2 separate regions of the Homo sapiens genome follow, and region 1 is linked to region 2. A link is a loop called in an ENCODE intact Hi-C map of the cell type or tissue named here. Cell type or tissue: GM12878. All regions are shown on one strand. Links, peaks and the distances in the headings refer to the core of each region. The heading gives the core; the rest is flanking DNA. Region 1 overlaps FOXP1 (forkhead box P1). Region 2 overlaps FOXP1 (forkhead box P1).

What was found. Peaks named below come from ENCODE experiments on the same cell type or tissue, not always from the same donor. Only the 100,000 strongest peaks of a DNase experiment are listed, where the experiment ranks them.
Region 1: it touches region 2 in a loop (17-fold over the local background); 2 of 110 quality-filtered maps call a loop at or near these places.

What each region holds. Positions count from the first base shown.
Region 1 is chr3:71,476,815-71,488,382 of GRCh38, reverse strand. The region is part of intron 3 of FOXP1 (forkhead box P1); the gene reads left to right. Among named protein-coding and RNA genes, the nearest start is that of MIR1284, 59 kb to the left of the region's middle. In GM12878, for the core only: no CTCF peak of the experiment used is centred there; no DNase peak of the experiment used is centred there.
Region 2 is chr3:71,557,822-71,569,389 of GRCh38, reverse strand. All of the region lies in intron 2 of FOXP1 (forkhead box P1), which reads left to right. Among named protein-coding and RNA genes, the nearest start is that of FOXP1, 20 kb to the left of the region's middle. In GM12878, for the core only: no CTCF peak of the experiment used is centred there; a DNase peak (open chromatin) is centred at 5,339; H3K27me3 peaks cover 59 bases.

The DNA of each region.
Region 1 (11,568 bases), core at 2,585-10,584, 81 kb after region 2:
CCCATCCCTGTGTCAAATTTACTTTTAAGTTCTTCAGACAGAACTGTAAGACAAACTAATGAATTATTCCATTTGTCAATTAAAAAATAAACCCCCCAACTCCTATTTTAAGATTAAATTCCAATTAGAAGATTGCATTTAATTCAGAAGCTGTAACATTGTTTTAATGAATTCTATTGGAGGTGACAGTTTATGTGAGATAAATTTATATAGTGTAGATAGATATAAATTCATTGGATAATGTTAAACATGTTACTTCATATATATTAGCTGTGAAATTTATTTCTTCTCTGGTTAGGTCCCTAAGGAGGTAGAGTCAAAGGGAAAAACATATCTTCAAAGAAAGAACCCTTTCTGTCCTTTCAGATATTTGCTCTAAAACAGCCTTTTCTCACTTTTATTAAAAAAAAATCTGTTAAATTTCTGCATTAACTGAATTTATGATTCTTGGTGTATGCTATTTATAAAATTGAATATAGGTTTTATGATATAGGAAATTAGTCTAGGAATGAGAATATGATCCAACTTTGTAATAAAGGTAATCTGCATTTATATTGCATGTATTTTCCATTCCTCTCTAAGCCCCTTACGGGATTATACACACATTTTTCTGGACATACAAATTCACCATAAACTTTTAATGTATTGGGCAGACTTTCGTTCACATGATACCTACACAAAACATCAAACCTTTTGGCTAAATTAGAGGTGGCAAACATTCTTGACACACTTTCGATTTTATAGTTCCCCTTTTCTGTGCCCATCCTGTGCCTTGGCAGACATCATTGAATTGGTCATATTCTTTCCTTTACTGAGTGTAGATGTGGCCTCAGAATTATTCCACCTAAATTCTTGTAGGCAGGCTTACAGAGTCACCATTTACATTTACAATGCAGTGTATAAGGTATAAGGCCGGGGCTTTTGAGCGATCTTTGCAGTTTGCCTTTGTATACCCAGTACTTACCCTAATATCTGGCAGACAGTTTTTAAACAGTCCATATTTCACATATTAATGAAAGAATCTGGGCTGGGTGCTGTGGCTCATGCCCGTAATCCCAACACTGGGAAGCCAAGGTGGGAGGATTGCTTGAGGCCGGGAGTTTGAGACCAGCCTGGGCAATATGTGTGCACCACATTGACTTGTTAGGTAGTTTATTTTCTACCCTTCAACTGGTTTTTGTGTTATGTCTGTGAAATATTATAGTTTTGTAGTGTTTTTTTTTTCAATTTGCGTAACTTTGGAAAAGACGAGAATGAGTCTATGTCGCTCTCTTTTTACCTGTGTATCAACTGAGGCTCTAACATAGCAAGGAAGTGGTGATGTGAGAGCCAAACCCAGACTTTCACTCTCTGGGTGCAGTTGCTTTCTCATAGGGAGAGGCACATACATGCCGGGTGCTGACCGGTGCAGGGCAAGTTTCTTACATTTTCCTTTTGCATATTAATCTTACTTCTTATCAATACACCAAAGCAAGCTGTACCAGGGAGGAAGGCATTTAGCTATTATATTTCAAATGATATCTTCCGTGATGTAAAATTCTAGGAACTTAAACTCCATTGCATGTTGTTTTTGAAAATATTCTGTTTTCTGTTAAGTTGGTTCAAGTAATGCACAGAAGCAAAGAGAAGGAAATTTCCATTCAGTTTATATGCAGGCTGCTGAGCTGCCTGTTGAGAATTGCCGTCATTTTATTCTGTCTTCAAGAAAAGTAAGCAATTAGTACATATAAGCTATCATTTAGCTAATGTACATTTTAATTTTATTTCAATATGTTGCATATTATTATTTCTTTTGGTCATGAAAAGCAGAGTGCGGAAGAGTGACTGTGGTGAACACGTGAATTGTTACCCTCTTGGCCCGTAATAATAGGATGATACGGTTGACTTTGATTAAGGGTGACAAAATCAGCAGGCCCCCGAAACAGCAGGCCTGTTCTGATGGTGGCTTTTGGATTTTTCCCTACAGATATTCTATGTAGCACCATCCAATGGATTGGAATAGGCTCATGAGATAAAATCTTTTTATTCCTTCTGTATTCGATCAGATTTTAGTAATATTTATAACAAATAATTAGAGAGCTATTCATCAGGCACTTACTTTTCCTATGTTGGTTCAAGTATCACCTTGCTTATCTTATTGAACCTTAACAACATCTCTGTGTTCTAGGTATTATTCTGGTTTTAATGTTGAGAAGAGAGAAGGTTAGTGCATAAGTCACCTGCTCAGAATTGCATAGCAAGAGTGAGAAGTGGGTTTTATTCCAAGTTGGGCCAATTTCAAAACCTTTGTCTTAACCATGAGGACATGCTACTTCCTCATCTTTGAATAGATTCCGTGGTTCTTTAAGGTCTTTTTGATTTAGGCAGAGAAGATTTTGTAGTTTATACTTGTCTTTGTGAAAGAGGTGGAATCTGACTTATTTAAAACAGCAGCTTCATCTGCAAGATTTTTATAGAGGCAGCAATGTAAAAGGGAATGGCTTCCTCCAAAAATTTTCTCCAAAATATTCCTCACCTCCTGGCTTTTTCCTCAGTTGAAAAAAATCTCCCCAGAGTCATGCCACTGGATTCAACACTGCATTATTTCTGTGGTTCTTTTTTTTTTTTTTTTGATGGAGTCTCTTTGTTGTCTAAGCTGGAGTGGAGTGGTATGTGGTATGATCTTGGCTCACTGCAACCTCTGCCTCCCAGGTTCAAGCGATTCTCCTGCCTCAGCCTCCCTAGTAGCTGGGATTAAAGGTACACGCCATCACACCTGGCTAATTTTTGTATTTTTAGTAGAGATGGGGTTTCACCATGTTGGCCAGGCTGGTCTTGAACTCCTGACCTCAGGTGATCTGCCCGCCTTGGCCTCCCAAAGTGCTGGGATTACAGGCGTGAGCCATCGCTTCCAGCCTCAGTTATTATTCAGGGAACTTTTTTCTCCCTGTTTTAAAAAGTTGCATATTGAATTATCTAAGAGTGAAATGACATGTCAGTTGCAAGTTCCTTTATGAATCTTCAGAAAATAAGAAAAAATGTTGGGGCAGAAGCTTGATAAATCTAGAATCTAGGTGATGGATATAAGGGGGTTTACTATTTTCTCTACTTTTAAATATTTTTGACCACTTTTATTGTATAAAAGGGATATTGGGGAGATGAGAGGCTTATCTAGCTCACTGTCTAATCTAGTCGTTGATAAACCAATCACAGGCAGGATAGAACCAGGCCTCTGCACCCCTGTCCTCTACCCAACACCTGCTGGCCCTCAGCTGCCAGTATAATTTAATTGATATGGGGTCTTAGGGCAAGGAGATGCTGACCTCATCAGCCCATTTTGTCCAGGAGTAATTTACTGGACAATACAGATACAATGTCTTTAACCTGACATACCAGCAGTCCCCAAGTAACTTATAAAATGATGGCAGTTGTCATAGTTGAGTATGTATGACATGCCAAGGGCTATAATACGTGTGTTATAGATTTTTATCTGTAATCTTCCTACGGGCAGTGTTTGGAGGGCTGTAGAGGAGACCTGAATTTAGGGCCCATCAGATTTTCTTCTTTACCTCCACGTTTTGTGTTTTTCAAAGTGTCATCTCAGCACTGCCTGGGAAGCGCATTAAATACAGACTTTCGGGCCCACACTGAGACACAGGCCCTTAGACTGGTTAGGGAGAGTGTGGTCTCTGAAGTTGAGTGGATAGCCTCAGGTCCTGGCCCCAGGACTCAATAATACCGTAACCCCGACCATGTCACAACTCCTTCCAAGCCTCAGTTTTCTCTTCTGCCAAATGGGGACAGTGGTGTCATCCACACTATTGGCTGTGAAAAGTCCTTAATACAGTGCTTGACACCTTGCAAATGTTAGATATATGCTGCTTGTAACTGTATTTGAACCTTTTTGAGACTTTGCCAATTTCCTGATAAAACCAAGAATATTGAGGATGTAGCAATGAATGCTCCAGGTGGCACTATTTGGTGGGTGAAATTTAAACCTTACATATCCTTGAAGTATGCTTTTTGTGATTATTAAAAGCATTTTAAAAATAAGTATTAGAGTTTTTACTTAGATGTTTGAAAAAGAATTCTGTCATCAAAGTGTATGAGAGTTGACAAGTGTAAATATGCAGTTAGACAGTTTCAAGGGACGTGTATTATTTACTGATCAATGTACTGTCTCCTTTGGAGCCATTACACTCAGTCATTTCCTGTCAATCTCTCCACGCTGTTATAATCAGACTATGGATATGCATATTAAAATATAAGAAAGTTATTGTGTATGTGTGGTGGCAGCTTTTTAATTGTTAATAATGTTGCTGCTTTAAAAAGGTATCAGGGTAGTTTACTCTTAGGATGGTTAATATTCTGCAGAATTGCATGAGAAATTAGGGGAACCAAAATTCGAGCTGGTGGATAATGAGGCCAATAGGTGGGTGTCTGTGCTTCTAGTCGTTGCCCCGGTTACAAAAAAATGAGCTTTTAATGGTGGTCCTAATATGGAGGTAGGTTCCTTCTGTTCTTTTTTCAAATTTTTATTTATTTTTATTTTTTTTTACTACTGTGTTTTTAGGAAAACTTTTGTAATTAAAAAAAAGTTCGTGTATGTGTGTGATGGTGGGAGGCTCAGTCTAATTTCTGCCTGTAACAGGGATCAGCGAATCTTTTCTGTAAAGAGCCAGATAGTAAACATTTTAGGCTTTGCAAGCCACCTGGTCTGTTACAACTATTTACCTTTGTCCCCTCTAAGCAGCCATGGATGGTATGTAAATGAAGGGGTGTGGCTGTGTTCCAGTACAATTTATTTACAGACGCCGAAATTAGAATTTCACATGATTTTCATGTGTCACTAAGTAGTAGTAGGATTTTCATTTTCCCCCAGCCCTTTAAGAGTAAAAACTAGCTCACTGGTGGCAGGTTGGATGTGGCCCACGCGCCTATAGTTTGCCAAGCCCCAGTCTGGAAGAAGATTGGGAAGTAGTGGCGAGGACCGGCCCTTTGTTCCCGCTCTCTGGTGTTTCTGCTCGCTCACTTGCTCTTCGGTTTCTGATGAAATAATAATGTCATCAGTTTTTATTTAATGCTTATCTTGAGACAGGCTGTTCTGCATAATTATTGATTTAGAGTACAATTTAGTGAGGTCCTTCCTTTACTTAATAAAAGACAAAAATATATCTAGATGTAAAAATGAGGTTCAAGGTGAAGAGTGAAATGAAAAGGGAAGACAAGTCAAAGAAGAAAAGTAGACTTTGAAAAGTGACGTAAGGCTGGGCGTGGTGGCTCACACCTGTAATCCCAGCACTTTGGGAGACCAGATGGGTGGATTGCTTGAGCTCAGGAGTTCGAGATCAGCCTGGGCAACATAGTGAGACCCCATCTCTACAAAAAATAAGAAAAAAAATTAGCCGGATGTGGTAGCTTGCACCTGTAGTCCCAGCTACATGGGAGGCTGAGGTGGGGGGGATAGTTTGAATCCTGGAGGTGGAGGTTGCCATGAGCTGAGATCATGCCACTACACTGCATCAAGCCTGGGTGACAGAGCCAGACGTTGGTCTAAAAAAAAAAAAAAGTGACATAAGAACTATAGTCTCTTCCTAACCAGTGTTATTAAAATGTGTTGTATATCTCACTAGTGGAGGAATTTAAGGTGAATTTTCTGCAAGACAGAAAATTTAAAAAAAAATTTTAAAGTTATGTATTATTAGGCCAGGTGTGGTGGCAGACGCCTGTAATCCCAGCACTTTGGTAGGCCAAGGTGGTTGGATCACCTGAGGTCAGGAGTTCCAGACCAGCCTGGTCAACATGGTGAAACCCCGTCTCTACTAAAAATAAAAAATCAGCTGGGCATGGTGGCGCACAGCTGTAATCCCAGTTACTTGGTAATCCCAGTTACCCTAACTGTAATCCCTGTTACTGCTGAGGCCGGAGAATTGCTTGAACCCAGGAGGCCGAGGTTGCAGTGAGCTGAGACCTCACCATTGTACTCCAGCCTGGGCGACTGAGCAAGACTCCGTCTCAAAAAAAAAAAAAAAAAAAGGTTATGTATTATTTTTAATAGTGTTATATATTAATTTGTAGCAAAAAATAAACTTAGCACTTCAAGTCTGGCTTCTCAGATGATATTGCTAATTATGACATTAATAAAAATGTGAGAAGCTTAAGGAAAACTATAAAGATTACTGTGCAAGTGGTACCTGGGTGCAGCAAAGCCCTTAGAGGTGGTATTGAAGGATTAGAAGTAGGAACTTTTCTTCTAAATGTTCCTTAATTTATCATGAGGGAAGACAGCAGGCGACATGTGCGTGTCAGCTGATTGCGTCTGAAGAAATCTCTGGAGGACAAGAGTGATCAGATGTGCATGTGAACACTCTGGAGAGAAGATGCTGCAAATCCTCCCTCCTCTCTTTGCTGGAGATTTAAATCTTTTGTGTCGTAAACAGGTGGAGGAAGTCAGGGCAGGGGAAACATGGGGAAGAGTGAATTTGTGGAGTGGGGCGTTTTCATAAAACGGAGGCCTAGGTAGAAAATAGCATCGAGTGAGAAAAGGTGTGCGAAGAAGGTTTGTGGGCATTATTCTCAAGGCGCCTTTAGAGTAAGGGATGGTGGAAGCCCCACCAAGAAGTAGAAATGAAATGGGTGTTTCTCAAGAAAGGTAAGAATAATCTAGAGGAATATTTCTTTATCAAGTATCATGATAAAACTGACTTGAATATGAAAGAGAAAAAGTTTCTGATTGTCACCAAGTCAGAATTTATGAACCAAAGTATTGTTTTTGGGGTTGGGGAATAAACATTCAGAAAAGACGACTGACTAAGATGCAAATATCATGATTTCACATAAATGTCCTTTGTAATAAAAAAGGTAGGAAGTGGGAGAGAGGAGACAACAAAGATAGGCTTGTGCTGAAAGCTTTGTAAATTATCTTTTTTGTTAAGTGAAAAATAAATGCATTCCAGGATCCAAGTTAAGATGTAGAACCTTTGATATGTAGTGAACATCTACATGTGGTAATAAGCATACAGGATGTTGGCCAGACAATTTGGGCTTTAATCCTGGTTCTGCCACCTACCAACAGTATAATCTTGGGTAGGTCATATCTCTCTGTGCCTCAGTTTCCTCACCTTTAAAATAATAGTACCTAACTCATAGGTGATCGTGGGATTTAAATGAGTTAACACACATAAAGCATTAGAAAAGAGTTAGCACATGGTAAATTTTTGTAAATTACAGCCAGCTGTTAGCCCCAAAGTTTGTCCTAAGCAAAATATTTGGTTTGTGATCATTACAGCAAAGTTGCCCTCATTTCTCTAGGATGTGAACTTTTTTGTATATATATGTATGTGTATCTATCAATGTATTGTAGTGATATATGTCATGCACATTCAAAGACAGACATTCTGTGCTCAAAAAAAGAATGAAGGATATTGCCTGCCCTTCCTTATACCTTGTGCCTCAGTGTTTGAGGCCTAATTACCACTACATGAACATCCACACTGCATTTGAACAACCTGAGAGATGGTGAATTTCTATCCTTGGGAAAGACCGATATATGTGTGGCCAGCTGTTAGGGCTAGGAAGTTCTTTCTTACACTGGACTCAAATCTACCATGCATGGGCTTCCCACTCTGGTTTGGTACCTTGGGATTCTAGAAAACCCATCTCTTCTACTTGACAAGCTATGAAAGATTTGAGGAGAGTTAGCAGATCTTCTTGAGCCCACTCCAGGCTAAAAATCTCTTGCTCCTTCAGCTGTTCGTCTTTTGCTTCAATTTTGAGTGCCCTGTGACCATGTGCATTGTTTCCCACAGCACCAATAGTCATAGAGATATGTTTTATTGATGTGTCCACATTTAGATATAATTCACTTAAGGGCACTTCTTTTTGACAAAACTATCTCCATCATTTGGGAACGAAACATTGTGACTGTTCTTAACCTACTTCCTAAATTCGAAATCTGAGAAGCTGGCACATAAAGAATTATAAATTGTCTCTTGAAACTTTAGTATGCTGGAATAGGCTTTTCTTCATTTCAAGCCAGGTAACTGTGTAGAAGTAAAGGTGGTAATTCCAGTTCTAGTACCTGCAGTAGCAGCATACTGTGTGCCAGACACTCGGCTCAGTCCTTTGGTTGCAGTAGATCATTTAAGCTTCATGATCACGAGTCTGTTCCTGTTTAGTTTTGGGGTTTTTTGTTTGTTTGTTTGTTTGTTTTCTTGAGACAGAGTCTTGCTTTGTCACCCAGGCTAGAGTGCAGTGGCGCGATCTTCTCTTACTCTGCCTCCCGGGGTCAACCAATTCTTCTGCGTTAGCCTCCTGAGTAGCTGGGATTACAGGTGCGTGGCACCACGCCCAGCTAATTTTTGTATTTTTAGTAGAGACAGGGTTTCCCCATGTTGGTCAGGCTGGTGTCGAACTCCTGACCTCGTGATCTGCCTGCCTAATCCTCCCAAAGTGCTGGGATTACAGGCGTGAGCCACCGTACCCAGCCTGTTTCTGTTTTTATTTCTATTTCCAGATGATGAAAGCAGTGGTAGGGTAAAGTTGGAGACTTCGGTTAGAAAAGCTCAAGAGGAGGATTTTTTGGTAAACATAACCAAGATTAGTTGTTCATGTGTCCTTAATCCTTATAATTTTTCTGTTCTGTCTACCCAAGAAATGATGTAGTTTATGGTCTTTTGCTTTATCTTTTTTTTTCTTTTCTTTTCTTTTCTTTTTTTTTTTTTTGAGATGATGTTTTGCTCTTGTTTCCGAGGCTGGAGCACAATGGTGTGATCTCAGCTCATTGCAGCCTCCACCTCCTGGGTTCAAGTGATTCTCCTGCCTCAGCCTCCTGAGTAGCTGGGATTACAGGCGTCCGCCACCACGCCTGGCTAATTTTTGTATTTTTAGTAGAGACGGAGTTTCAACATGTTGGTCAGGATGGTCTTGAACTCCTGACCTCAGGTGATCCACCTGCCCCAATAGTCATAGAGATATATTTTATTGATGTGTCCACATTTAGATATAATTCACTTAAGGGTACTTCTTTTTGACAAACCTATCTCCATCATTTGGAAACGAAACAGTGACTGTTCTTAACCTACTTCCTAAATTCTAAATCTGAGAAGCTGGCACATAAAGAATTATAAATTGTCTCTTGAAACTTTAGTATGCTGGAATAGGCTTTTCTTCATTTTAAGCCAGGTAACTGTGTAGAAGTAAAGGTGGTAACTCCCCAGTCCCAGAGTGCTGGGATTACAGGTGTGACCACCACGCCCAGCCCTATCCTTTGTTTTAATGCATATAAATTGTGCAAGTGACGTAAAAGTTACCCCCTCCCCCTTTTGGGATAGTCTGCTTTTATTCCATTGAAACTATTCAAGCTAATTTTGAGTTAAAGATACTGCTATTCTCAATGTGCCAGAGCCCACACACACAACACTGGGGATGGTGTACTTCATTTTCTTTCAGCTTTCTCCAAGTGACTTTCCCTCCCCCCCTCCTTTCAACAAGATTCTCAGAGAGGAAGCCAATCACAATGTTACTGGGCATGGGTATCTTGAGGGATGGCTGGGTGCCTTCTATGAGACTTAACACATTTCCTGAACATGGTGCCTCACCATGGCAACAGCCATGTCACACGACACATTGGTGACACATGTAAGGTGCTGCCACAACTCATCCCAGGTTGAATGTCTGTGATTCATTGTTTCCACTGACACAGTGACTACTGTAACTTGCAGTTGGAAGGTTCTCTGGTTTTCAGTGCCATTAATGCATACTGACTCCCATGGCGCATGGAGGGCTCAGGGAAGAGAAGCATAAATAAATAAGTGCAGGCTGTAAACATTGCCTTCATTAGCTTTGCAGAGAAATACTTGTTCATCAGTCAACCTCCTTGCCACTCTCATTCTTCTTTTTTTAAGCATATTTTGTTGGTAACACCTTGGAAGCTTGAAAATGATTTTTATTTTTACTCATAGTTGTACCCATTTCTACTTGGCAAACTTCACAAGAGAGAGTTCATGGTGGCCCCTTTTTAGTATTTATTCATATTCTTCACATGTAGCAGATTTATTGATGCAGGCATGATCCTGGGAATATTTTTTTCTCATTGTGAAATATAATGAATACTTTACATAAATCAGATGGTGGTATTACGGATCCATGGCTTATGTAGGGGGCTGAAGGTTGTATTCTATCAGAGGACTTTTCTAGAGGTCCAAGATAGGTGGTATTTTAACATATTTTAATTTTTGAGTGATTCAGCGAGTGATTAAAAAAGAAGATGTGGAATCTGGAAGACATTAAAGAGATGTCAAGGACAGACGGGTTTTGATTTGTAGCCTAATGAATGTTTTGCCAACTTTTAAAGATTTTTTTGAGAGTAGAACTTTAACCATTTGCTTGTGTTTCTGGCATGGTAAGGTTATTCCTGTTTCTGTTATAATGAATCCAAAGTGAAAATGGGATAATTTTTAATTAGCAAAATTATAAAACGATTTGCAGCCAAATGTTTCTTGTCTTGTATAAACTGTGAGGTTTCACATTTTACTTTAATCATTTTAGGAAATTTCATTCTGAAGATCTATTTCAGTTGGTACTTCATGTATGCATACAAATCTTCAATATTAGAAATTACCTTGTAATATTCTTTTCCATTGTCACTTGAATAATCTGACAGGATTTCAGTCATGTGCATTGCTTGTGTGTATTTTGTAGGTGTCATGGTTACCTTAGTTGGATGTAGCACTAATATTCAATCTAGCATTATGAATGCAAGGCTCAACATCATAAGAGAAATAGAAATCAAGGGTTAGAAATGTTTGCTAACTCTATGTTGTATGGTTTTATACAGTTCAGAATTGCTTTTGTCGAGCTTACCTATGTAATTATTTGAATCAAAAATTTTATATTTTTACTTTTTGCTATAAATAATAGAGAGCTATTTAAAAATATATTTTATTAAGGAAATGAGAACAATGAGTTAAGTCATGGCAACCTACACATAATTCCCAGACTTTTCATTTTATGATGCTTCAATTGCATTTGATTACGAGAGTTTTACAGTTTCTGGAGGCTCATTGGAGCCCTACATGGAGATGAAAGAATTCTATGGAAATGCAAAGGGATTTAAGTGTTCAGAATTTGAGCATCTGCCTAGAATGGGACACTTCCAGCACCTTGAACTTTTCTACTTGCTAGGTGGTTGGGAGGCCTGCAGCATTGTGTGCTGCTTTTGGTGGATCTTCTGGGGGGCGCTGTGTCACACCTCATTGTGCACCTGTTGCTACAGAAAGAAAGATGGCGGAAACCAGCCAGGCAGGAAGAAAGCTGTATCTGCAACACTAGCTCAAGGCTCTGGTGATACATAAAGGCCCTCACCTTTTCTTATTTGTCTCTGAAAACCAAAGGTGTCTCTTAACAAGAGCAAGAGGGAGAATGAGATAAATGTCAATAAGTTTCCTTCAGATGAGTAATTTCTTAATGAAACAGATTATTAAAGCTTAAGGTTCTTGGGGAATGTCATAGACCTAATCAGTTATTATTAAGCTGCAAATAAGACCAAAGGACAGGAAACATAATTTAAGAACAAACACATTAAAGAAA
Region 2 (11,568 bases), core at 2,265-10,264:
TGAGATGGGAATAAGGCCGTAATGGGCCTGTGGAGTTGCAAGTGTTTTCTGTGGATATGTGTGCTGTACGTCTGCATGCACTTGTGTACACATGTGCATATTTGGTAAACGGAACTGCTCTTTCATAAGTAGTTCAGACTCTCAGCTCCTTGAGGTAGAAAATGTATCCTGTCCCTTCATACCCCTATTCTGCCCATTAGTGACATCTGTGTCTTGCTTTTTCTTGAGCTCTGACAGTCATACTTAACACATTTTGGTTTGCAGCTTGGAGCATGTATTAGGGATGAAGTGAAAAAAATGCTGTTCTCTGCATTAAATAAAAATTTTTGAGAATCTAGGACAACCAGGTCTCATAGAGTGTAAATAGCCCATGAAACAAGTTGTCTGTAAAAATGTGGTATAAAAATCCAAGTCTTATGAGGCATTTGAAAATTCAGAGAACAGGCTGGGCACAGTGGCTCACGCCTGTAATCCTAGCACTTTGGCAGGCCAAGGCGGGTGGATCACCTGAGGTCAGGAGTTCAAGATCAGCCTGGCCAACATGGTGAAAACTCGTCTCTACTAAAAATACAAAAATTAGCCGGGCGTGGTGGCTCATGCCTGTAATCCCAGCTACTTGGGAGGCTGAGGCAGGAGAATTGCTTGAACCGGGGAGGCAGAGGTTGCAGTGAGCTGAGATCACGCCACTTCACTCCAGCCTGGGTGACAGAGTGAGACTGTCTCAGAAAAAAAAAAAGAAAAAAAATTCAGGGAACAAACAAAAAGCAGAAGACCAGCTGTATAATCTGCTGGCCCATTGAAAAATTAAAATTTGGGGTCCCTATTTAAAAAGTAGTAAGTATTTCAAGAAGGTGATGGCAGAGCATTAAACCAAGGGTGGGGCTCTTCTGAGCTTGGGGCTTTTCTGTATGTGGGGCCCTGTGGGACTGCACAGGTCACATGTCCATGAAACCAGCTCTGCCTGAGATTCAGAAACTGTCTTGAAGGGCTTTGTTTCTCTGCACCAAGGGTTCTTCCTCTGTAGAACAGGAGGACCAGGTTGGGACAGGCATAGCAGCCTGAGGCCCTCCTGTACAGCTTGCACTCATCCATCTAAGTGTACTCTATTGCTGAATCAAATTGGGTTCAAATTCCTCAGGAAGCACATACCTTCTCCTAGATATGCATTGAGTACAACATCTTAGCCATTTCCAGGACTGGGTATTCTCTGCAGGCCTTCTGCAAGGTCCCATGAGGGAGGCGAATCCTGCTCGAGTTTCTTTCCTTCCCTCCCCTTCCCTTCCTTTTCTTTCTTTTTTTAATTTCCCCTCCCCTCTCCTCCCCCCCTCTTCCCCTCCCCTCCCCTCCCCTCCCCTTCCCTCCTTTCCTTCCTTCCTTCCTTCCTCCCTTCCTCCCTTCCTCCCTTCCTTTCTTTCATTTTCTTTCTTTTCTTCTATAGCCCTTCTCCCAGGATTTTACCATTTTGACTGTATCTTCCATCTCAGTCACCTTCCCTGCCCTTCTTCATTGTCACCTGCCCTTCATTGTGACCTGCTTCATTCTGGAAGAGGCCTGCAGGGCCTACAACCTGAAGGCAGCCTCAGGAAAGAACGTCCACTCTTTTCTTTCTTTTATCCCAAAGTGTTAGTTGTTAAATAAGGAGATTCTTTCCGGAAGTGCACTATTTGTTTCACTGCTTTCAGGAATTGCAAGCTAATCGAGCCCCATCAAGTAGAGATGTGGTTGACCCAAGGCTTACAGAATGCAAAAGTCATTTTATGGACGTGCGGTACCACTGCATTGGACAGTTGGGGCTCCCTCACTAATAAAGCTAACAGCTTCCCTAAGGGTATAAGTCCAACTGGTTTGAAGCCAAGAGTGGATTTTTTGGTAGTACCACATTTTAGAATCTTAAGATAATTAGATCATTCTGGAATGTTTCACCTTAGACTAAGTAGCTTGAATTCTCTCCTTTAATATGCACTGATTATCTGCCACTTAGTAGCTTTGGCATCCTGAGCAAATGACGGAGTCTCTGCGTTTCGGTTTATCTCGGTGGCAGTGATGGAACCTGATGTTAGGATTGATGGGAGACATAAATGAGCAAATGTGTGCAAAGCCCCTAACAGTGTTGGCTCATGGTAAACACTTGATTCTTGGCTGTTTATTAATAATGAGAATTGTTTCTGTTACCTGAAGTTGTGTTTTATGGAAACAATGTATTGACCGTCCACTTTCTCATTTTTCTTTAGAATGTTTGATGATGGAAATGGGGAAGTTTAAAAATCTTATCTCCTGTGCTTTTTTGCTTTGTTCCCACTTTGCCCACATTGTTTGGGCCATCAGCCTCTTTTTTCCTATCCTCATCATTCCAGCACAATAGCTCCTCCTGACACAATGGTATGCAGCAGTTTTGTGGGGGCTGTGAATGTTGGGAGGGAGTGCTTTGTGAGGTGAGGGAGAGACTGATTCTGAGAGCCCAGGGAGAAGATGGGTGTGTGTGTGTTTCAGGGGATGGGGTGTGATGAGATTATTAGGAGCACCCAGGGCCCAGGCTCAAGGAGACACTTCTCATGTCCCTGTGGCCTTTTGAAGCTGAAGATGAGCAGAGCAGGTGGGCACTGGTGTCAGCCCAGCGCCTTCAGGAGGGTGCTCTTTCAAAATCAATGGAGGGCACAGTGCTTTTTTTCCAGAGAACAGCATTGACTTCCCCACCCATGGGTCTGGTACATAATAAGGAAAGGAAGGAAAAATAAGTTGAAGGAAGGAAAAATGCGTGATCCCCTGTTGGGCTTCTCTCCCTCACAGTCATAGATTTTGAACGTCAGAGCATTCCTATCTATTTTCCAAATTGCCCGTTGGATTGCCTTTTCACAACAACCTTAATTTTCACACTACAGGGACTGGAAATGATACTTTAGTTGGGTCAAACATTAGACTACACAAGGGTTTTATAGTCAGGTTTGGGATTTGAATGTGTTTACGTAGTCTGTCTGTATTATTTTTCCCTGGCAAGGTGTCTGGTGTTGAGTTCCTTGGGGAACGAGAATGTGGCTCAGGACAGCTCACCATTTGCAAACCAGTTATTAACTTGTAATCCACTCACCGTTTTCAATGTCTCTATTTCCCCACCTCTGTCAGGGCAGTTGGAGAATAAACTGGCTGTGCTGCTTTGCAGGTTGGGAAGAGGGACCTCACATTTGCCAACTGTCACTCCCTACCGTGATCATAACCCCCGTGAGACGCACATTCAGCCACATCTGTGCTGAGTGCATGAGGAGCGGCTCGGGCAGAATCTTTAACTGCTGTCATGGTGGTCAGTGAGAGATGTGGATGTTCATATACCTGTGCGCTTTTGGGAGATTATACACAATAGAGTGGAGAATTGGTTGTTTCCTTGGCCATTGTGGAAGTAACACATGGATCTGTGTTCATTTATTGACTGATTCACTCGTTGATTTATTTATATCTCATTTGTTCACCTCTTCTCTCATGTACTCCTTTATCGACCCCAAATGACTTCTGGGGCAGAAAGTATTGCTCTGTGATCACCCAGCGTTACCCCCTACCTTATTTTTGGACATCCTCAGTTGGGCATTCTAATACAAACATCATTTAAACATCCAAACCCAACATCATTATGCGTAGAGATCTTTGTCAACAAGCTTATGAGATTCATCTGCTTCAACCTTTTATTTACTAAATAGATGGCCGCCCAGGATCAAATGGGCCATCTTTATGCATAGTTACCATTTCTGCAACAAATACGGCTTTTAGTTACATTTTGACTACCGAAAATATACTAGGTACTATACCAAGTATAAGCTGCCGCTTTTTCTTTCTAGCCTGAGCACTTAATTAAGACCTGACAGATTGATTTTTCCATTAGGCCAGAAGGCAGGTGTCGTCTTGAGTAATTCTTGATTTGAATTTCTTATTAAGAGTCTGTTTAGCTCCCCCCCCATCACTGCCACCAAATATGTGTATTTAGCAGAGACTCTCTCTTACCCAACGAGTTTTACACAACGAATTGGTAACAACCAAAATAAAATATCCTAACAATAAAGTACTGTTTCAAAGGTACCAATAAGGAATGTTGCCTTCCTGCTGCAGTGTGCCTGGTATCCCTATAGAAGGCCTGCCCGTGGGTTAATGTGGTCTGGTAGTCTGAAGCCCGTGAAGCCATCATTTCTCATCCTTTTTTTAACCCCTAACACTCCACTATGGACAAATTGACAGAAGACATTGGTATCTGTATAGCCCCTAACTCCTCAGTGGATGATTTGACTTCTTTCATTTTTCTTTTTTCTTTGAGACAAAGTCTTGCTCTGTCGCCCAGGCTGGAGTGCAGTGGTGCGATCTCGGCTCCCTGCAACCTCGCCTCCCGGGTTCAAGAGATTCTCCTGCCTCTGAGACTACAGGCGTGTACCACCACGCCCTGCTAATTTTTGTATTTTTAATAGAGACGGAATTTCAGCATGTTGGCCTGGCTGGTCTTGAACTCCTGACCTCAGGTGATCCACCCACCTCAGCCTCCCAAAGTGCTGAGATTACAGGCCTGAGCCACTGCCTGTAATGATTTGATTTATTTTCTTTCTCTTTTCAATTTCCATCCTCCAAAAATGTTATGGAAATAACTTCCCCAAAATGATTGTCTGCCCGTCCACTGAAATATAAATTCCCACTTACAAATAATTTTTAAGAAAACTCTGTAATTGACATTTAACTCCAGGGATAAAGAGTGTTGCTAATCTCAGCCTGCATCACTGGCCAAGGGTGTAACCAAATCCTCATCCAATGTGGTCATGTGTGTCAGTCACACTGCAACGTGGTAGTTACGGGCAGCGACTCAAGGTCGGCCAACCAGAGACTTTTAACACTTGTTGGGTGACTCAAAGCTTATTAACCTTTCTGATTTACCTTGATCTTCCATAAATGTGTGTGTATGTTTGTGTGGGTTTAAAAGGACAGAATAAAGAACTTACCTCATCAATTTGTTCGGTGGATTAAATGAGATAATCCATGTGGAATGTGACACAGGGTGCCTGGCAAATACAGGAGCTTTATATATGTTAGCTTTTCTGATTATTACTATTGTATCGTTATTGGTTAAAAGTCACATTAAATAGCCAAGGCAGATAACGGATGAGAACTTTGCAAAGATTACGAAAAAACTGAAGGAAGCCTACCTTGTATATGTGGCATGAGCTTTGGAACATCAGGTTAATTACCTTATTGCTGTGTTTTGGGGTTTGTGTTGACTTGCTTTGGTTTTTGTCTGTTTGCTTTTGAATAAGGTCCTAAAATACGGTTTTGCTGGGTTTTTTATTTGCTTCTGAAATTAGTGCAGGTGCAAGTAACAGGAAGTGAAACCTTAAGTGGCCTGAGGGAACCTCATTCAAATGGTGCCAAGCAGGTATAATATACAAGCATTATCACCTTACTGATAATCTGGCATACTGTGGGTATTCACACGTGCCATTCAGATTTCAGAGATGAAGTCATACGGCAGTTTGGCACCAGCTTGCCCAGCTCCTTAGGAAAGGTGAGAGAGAGGAAAGCCCTCATTTTTTGAGACAGTGTTGAAAACACGGTTTTACTTGTCGAGTGGCACAGGATTGCAGTTGTCATTTGGTCACATTGTCTTTGACGTTCCACCTTGGGTGCAAGGAAAATATCTTTAATAAGTGAATTCACACCCTGTTTATAGAGTTACAAAGTCTCCTCTGGGTTTGAGACTGTGTTACATATATCCTCATATTCTGAAATGTAGAAAAATTTACATATTGAAGACCCAAGACTAGAATACCACATTTTCATGGCTACAATACAAAGTTTTCCAAATGTTTAAATATTCTCACAGCCCGGTGGTTATATCTAAATAAAGCATTGTCCTTAAGACTTACTTTGGTTCTTTGTCCTGAAGGATTTAGAGAGAACCCACAGTTGCTTTGCCTTTGCGGTAGGTAAGGTGACTCTGTTCTCAGCCAGTTGCCGATCTTTGCATGCACTGAGCCCTTAGACATGCATTGAGTTGAATAAAATTTGCCCAGCTTGGTCTGCCATCCTAGGGGGCCTCTCCATGTGCCCTTTTTTGTTAAACTCAGAAGTGGGTCATATGTACAAGATGCCCATCTATGTCTTGCTTTTAGTAAGAAAGCATCTGAAACAACCTACTGCACCCCATAGAGTAGCCAGAGCTTTTGCATCTCTCCCCTAGGGCTCCACTGAGCCAGGATGTTGTTCCTTTTCCTTCAGCTTGCTCCTCCCCAGCCACTCCCTGGCCACAGTCACACACATACACATACACACACCCCTCTGCAGTTTGCTCCCACTTTGCCTTGCATGGCCAGCCTGGCTCCTCATTCATCTCTCCAACCTCAGCAGGCTCACATTCTGTATTTTCCTGGAAGGGCACTTGCTAGGGGCACAATGCTTCTCTTCCCATTGCTCTTAAAGGAAGGGATGAGAACAGGGAGCGATTGCATGAGTGGGAGGGAATACCAAATAAAATAGAGACAAAGGAATGGGCCCAGGAAGTCCAGATTATGTATCTGTTGGGCCCAGAAGTCTTTGCTCAACTTCTTATTTGAGTAAGACCCAAGAAAGATCCAGTTCCACTAATAGAAAAACCAAATTATTCTATTCCTGACATGTATCATCTCTGAAGCAGACAAAATAGAACTGAGCCTCAGTGTGGTCCCTTAGTATTTGGGTGACCTTGGGTCAATTTCTTAGCCTCAGTTTACTCTTCTGTAAAATGATTTTGTTGTTGATAATAGGTACCTGTCTGGGTTGTTGTAAGGATAATTCACATGATGCCCAGTGTCTGTCATATCCTAAGCCCTCAGTGAAAGGTCAATAATATTAGCGCTTATGACTCTGTTGGTTAAAGGCAGTAGTTCATTGTGCCTAGTCAAGAATCCAGCCCAACACATAGTTCAGTAGATACTGAGCCAGAGTCTGGTTCACATCCCCAGCCTGGCCACTGACAAGCCGCATGACCCTTAGACAAGCTATTAACATTTCTGTGCTTCAGTTTTCTTACCCACAAAATGGTATGATAGCACCTGCTGCGTAAGGCTGGTGGTGAAGATTAGGTAAGTTAATGTATGTAATTTACTTGGAACAGGGCAGAAGGCCTAGAACATAAGGAGCCCTCAATAAATCATAGGCACTACTGTGGTTGCCCTTATTATGCCCACAGTGATTATCATTGCTCCCTGTCCAGGCAGAAACAACCATTGGGAGGACTCATGTAGAGTTCTTTCATATCCCTCCATTTCTTGACAGCTCGGAGGATAGAAGCCCAAGACTGAGACTTGGTTGGAGAGTCTTGGTTTTAAACCCAAACTCCTATCATCAGGCCTCCATGCTTGGCCCTTTTTCCTTTTTGTCTAGGATGGAGACATATGGAAGTACTTTGTAGTGGTCTAGAATCAGCCCTTGGCTTTGCAAGTAGAAGATGAAAAATGTTTACTTGCTGTTTGCTATACTTACTTGCATTTTCTTTCTTTCTTTCCATATCCCCCAAGAGAAAGAAAAAAAGAAACTGAAGGTGGGAATGCATCTTTGGAATTTCCTAAGTTAGTGGAATAGTGAATGAAAATACTGTGCAAAGAAATATACTGGTGCTCGATGATGATTTTCATGGGATAGAATTTGATTTGCAGTGATTCTGTCTAGGATCATATATAAGGGACTAGTCAGCAAATGCCAGCTCTGCAACCACCACGGCATTCAAAATGCTTAGTGAGTGCCAGCGCTGTTGTAATGTTTTATATGTGTAATTCATTCTATCCTGACAGCAACCTTACAGGGAAGAGACTTGCATCTCCATTTTATAGATGAGAAAACTGAGTTCCAGAGAGGTTAAGAGCTTACTCAGTCACATAGTTCGATCTTTTCCTATTTCATCTAAAATACTGTAATCACAACGGGTCGTGGTGACTAGGGACCTTGGCCATAGTCTGGTCCAGCTGGCTTTTTTTTTTTTTTTTTTTGGCCAGCTTTATTGAGATAGAATTCATATACATAAACTCACCAATTTTAAGTATACAGTTCAGGCTGGGTGTGGTAGTTCACGCCTATAATCCTAGCACTTTGGTGGGCAGATCACCTGAGGTCAGGAGTTCGAGACCAGCCTGGCCAACAAGGTGAAATCCCGTCTCTACTAAAAATACAAAATGAGCCGGGCGTGGTGGTGCATGCCTGTAATCCCAGCTACTCAGGAGGCTGAGGCACCAGAATCACTTGAACCTGGGAGTCGGAGGTTGCAGTGAGCCGAGATCGTGCCACTACAATCCAGCCTGGGTGACAGAGTGACACTCTGTCTCAGAAGACAAACAAACAAAAAAGTACACAATTCAACAGTGGTTTTTAGTATATTCACATAGTTGTATAACATCATCACAGTCAATTTTAGAACATTTTTATGTCCCACAGAAGAAACCCTTTAGCTGATGATTACCTTTAGCACTCATCCTCTCTCCACCCCATTTCCTTCCAACTCCCTCAGCTCCAGGCAACCACTAATCGACTTTCTGTTTCTATAGGTTTGCCTATTCTGGATGTTTCATATGAATGGAATGAAACTCTCTGTGGCCTTTTGTGTCTGTCTGCTTTCAGTCAGGATATTTTCAAGGATTACCTATGTTGTAACACGAATCAGTACTTCATTCTTTTTATGGCTGAATAATATTTCATTGTATAGATATACCACATTTTGTTTATCCATTCATCTGTTGGTGGACACTTGGCTTATTTCCACTTTTGGCTGTTTTGGTTAATACTACTCTGAACATTTATATACATATTTTTGTGTTTTCGTATGTTTTCAGTTTTCTTTGGTACGTACCTAGAAGTGGAGTGACTGGGCCATATGCTACCTTCTATGTTTAACCTTTAGAGGAACTGCCAAACAGTTTCCCAAAGTGGCTGAACTATTTTATATTCCCATGAGCAGTATATAAGGGTTCCAGTGTCTCCACATCCTCACTACTTTTGTTTTTGAAATTAGGAAACTGAGCTTGGTAAGGTATTAATGACTTGCTTCCAGTGCCATACCTGGTTGTGTGAGCCAGGTTCTTTCTAGGCCTGGAAGATGTGAGGATGATAACATAATCTTTATTGCAGGAGTTCACTGTCTGTGGAAGAGTCAATCGTAGTCACATTACACAGTGGTGGTGACAATAATGATGCGAAAACATTATGGAGCACCGTTATTTTTTCTTCTTGAAGAAACAGAAGATAATTTAGTGACTCACGTAACTGAAAAGTATGGTGGTGATTAGCTTCAGGTACAGATGGAGCCAGGTGCTAAAACAGTGTTGTCAGGGGGTGGCTGCCTCTTTCCATCTCTTGTCTTGCTTTCTCATTGTCTCCTTCATTCTTAGCTCTCTCATTTCTCTTTGTAGGAAGATGGCTACTAGCAGATCTAGGTTTATGTTCTGCCATGTAAGCATTTCCAGCAGAATAGAAGTTTTTCCTTCCCCATAGTTCTAGCTGGCTTATGTAGGTCTGTCATTGGCCTAGTAGGTCCCCCCCGCAACCCCCAGCAGCCCCCAGACAAGGTTTCCTTCTGTCACCCAGGCTGGAATGCAGTGATGCAATCACGGCTCACTGCAGCCTTGACCTCCCAGGCTCAAGTGATCCTCCCACCTCAGCCCTCTGAGTAGCTGGGACTACAGGCACGTGCCACCATGCCCAGCTAATTTTTTTAAGTTTTTATAAAGATGAGATTTCACAGTTTTGCCCAGGTTGGTCTCAGACTTCTAGGCTCAAGTGATCTGTCCCTGCTTCAGCCTCCCAAAGTGTTGGGATTACAAGTATGAGCCACCATCCCCAGCCCTGGTCCAGTAGGTAACGTAACAGCCTTCCAACCAGTTAGAGCCAGTGCTCTGGTTGGCCATTCTTGCTTTATTGCCTACCCTGGAGTTAGATTAGCGGGTGAGGGGAGATCACTTTTATCTAGACTGCAGGAACTGAGAATGGGTGAGGGGTGATTCCCAAAGAGAAAATGAAGGTTCTGTTTATAGAAGAATAAGAAACTATGTTTGTCTGGTAAAAATAGCAGTTGTCCATTCTATCAGTTTTCATTCCCATGTTACAGAAATTCTTACCAAACAGGCTTAAATAGTAAGCGAATGCCTTAGTTCATTTCACTGGCAGTTCAGAGTGGGGGTAGCCCTGGGGCATAGCCAAATCTGGTGATTGAGTTCTCAGTGATTCCTGTCATTGCACTGGAGGCAAAATGGCTGCAGCAATTTCTGCCTGCCATTAACAGCCAGAGGAAGAGAGAAGCTGGCTGGTCCAGTTGCCATCTCTTAAGAGTGAGAATGGCACTTTGTGAGGCCAAGGCGGGCGGATCACAAGGTCAGGAGATTGAGACCATCCTGGCTAACACGGTGAAACCCCGTCTCTACTAAAAATACAAAAAAATTTAGCTGGGTGTGGTGGCAGGCACCTGTAGTTCCAGCTACTTGGGAGGCTGAGGCAGGAGAATTGCTTGAACCCGGGAGGCAGAGGTTGCAGTGAGCCAAGATCGCACCAGTGCACTCCAGCCTGGGCGAAAGAGCGAGACTCTGCCTCAAAAAAAAAAAAAAAAAAGTGAGAATCGGCTGGGTGTGGTGGCTCATGCCTATGATTCCCAGCATTTTGGGAGGCCGAGGCGGGCGGATCATGAGGTCAAGAGGTGGAGATCATCCTGGCCAACATAGTGAAACCCCGTCTCTACTAAAAATACAAAAATTAGCTGGGCGTGGTGGCCCATGCCTGTGGTCCCAGCTACTTGTGAGGCTGAGGCAGGAGAATCGCTTGAATCCCGGAGGCGGAGGTTGCAGTGAGCTGAGATCACCCTACTGCACTCCAGCATGGCGACAGAGTGAGACTCCATCTCAAAAAAAAAAAAAATCCAAAAAAACAAAAAACAAAAACAAGAAAAAGAACGAGAATCTTCCTTCCTCATCAGCCTCCTAGAAAACTTTCTGCCATCTTAGCCCGAATTGCTTATTCCTGTGAGTAGATAGAAGTCATTCCCTGATTGGCTTAACCAGTCACGACAGCCAGTCTGGTCCACCTCTGGGGGTGGGTAGAGCCAGCTTTCCCTGAGGTTAATGGCCCCTGTTAGGGAAGGGGCACGTCCGAGTCAGAGGAAGGTTTCCTTCAGAAGGAGGAAGATAGGAAGGGAGGCTGGCAGTTCAGCTGGCAGTGCCCACATATGGAAAAGAATGATGAGAGGCCAACATCAGTCATGGGGAGGGAAGGAAGATTCTCTGAGGAGGCTGTGCATACACTGTCTTAAAGAAATACAGGTTTGCTGGGTGTGGTGGCTCACGCCTGTAATCCCAGCACTTTGGGAGGCCTAGGTGGGCGGGTCACCAGCCCGGCCGACATAGTGAAACCCCGTCTCTACTAAAAATACAAAAATCAGCCAGATGTGGTGGCTCATGCCTATAATTCCAGCTACTTAGGAGGCTGAGGCAGGAGAATCACGTGAACCTGGGAGGCAGAGGTTGCAGTGAGCTGAGACCACACCACTGTACTCCAGCCTGGGCAACAGAGTCAGACTCAGTTTCAAAAAATAAATAA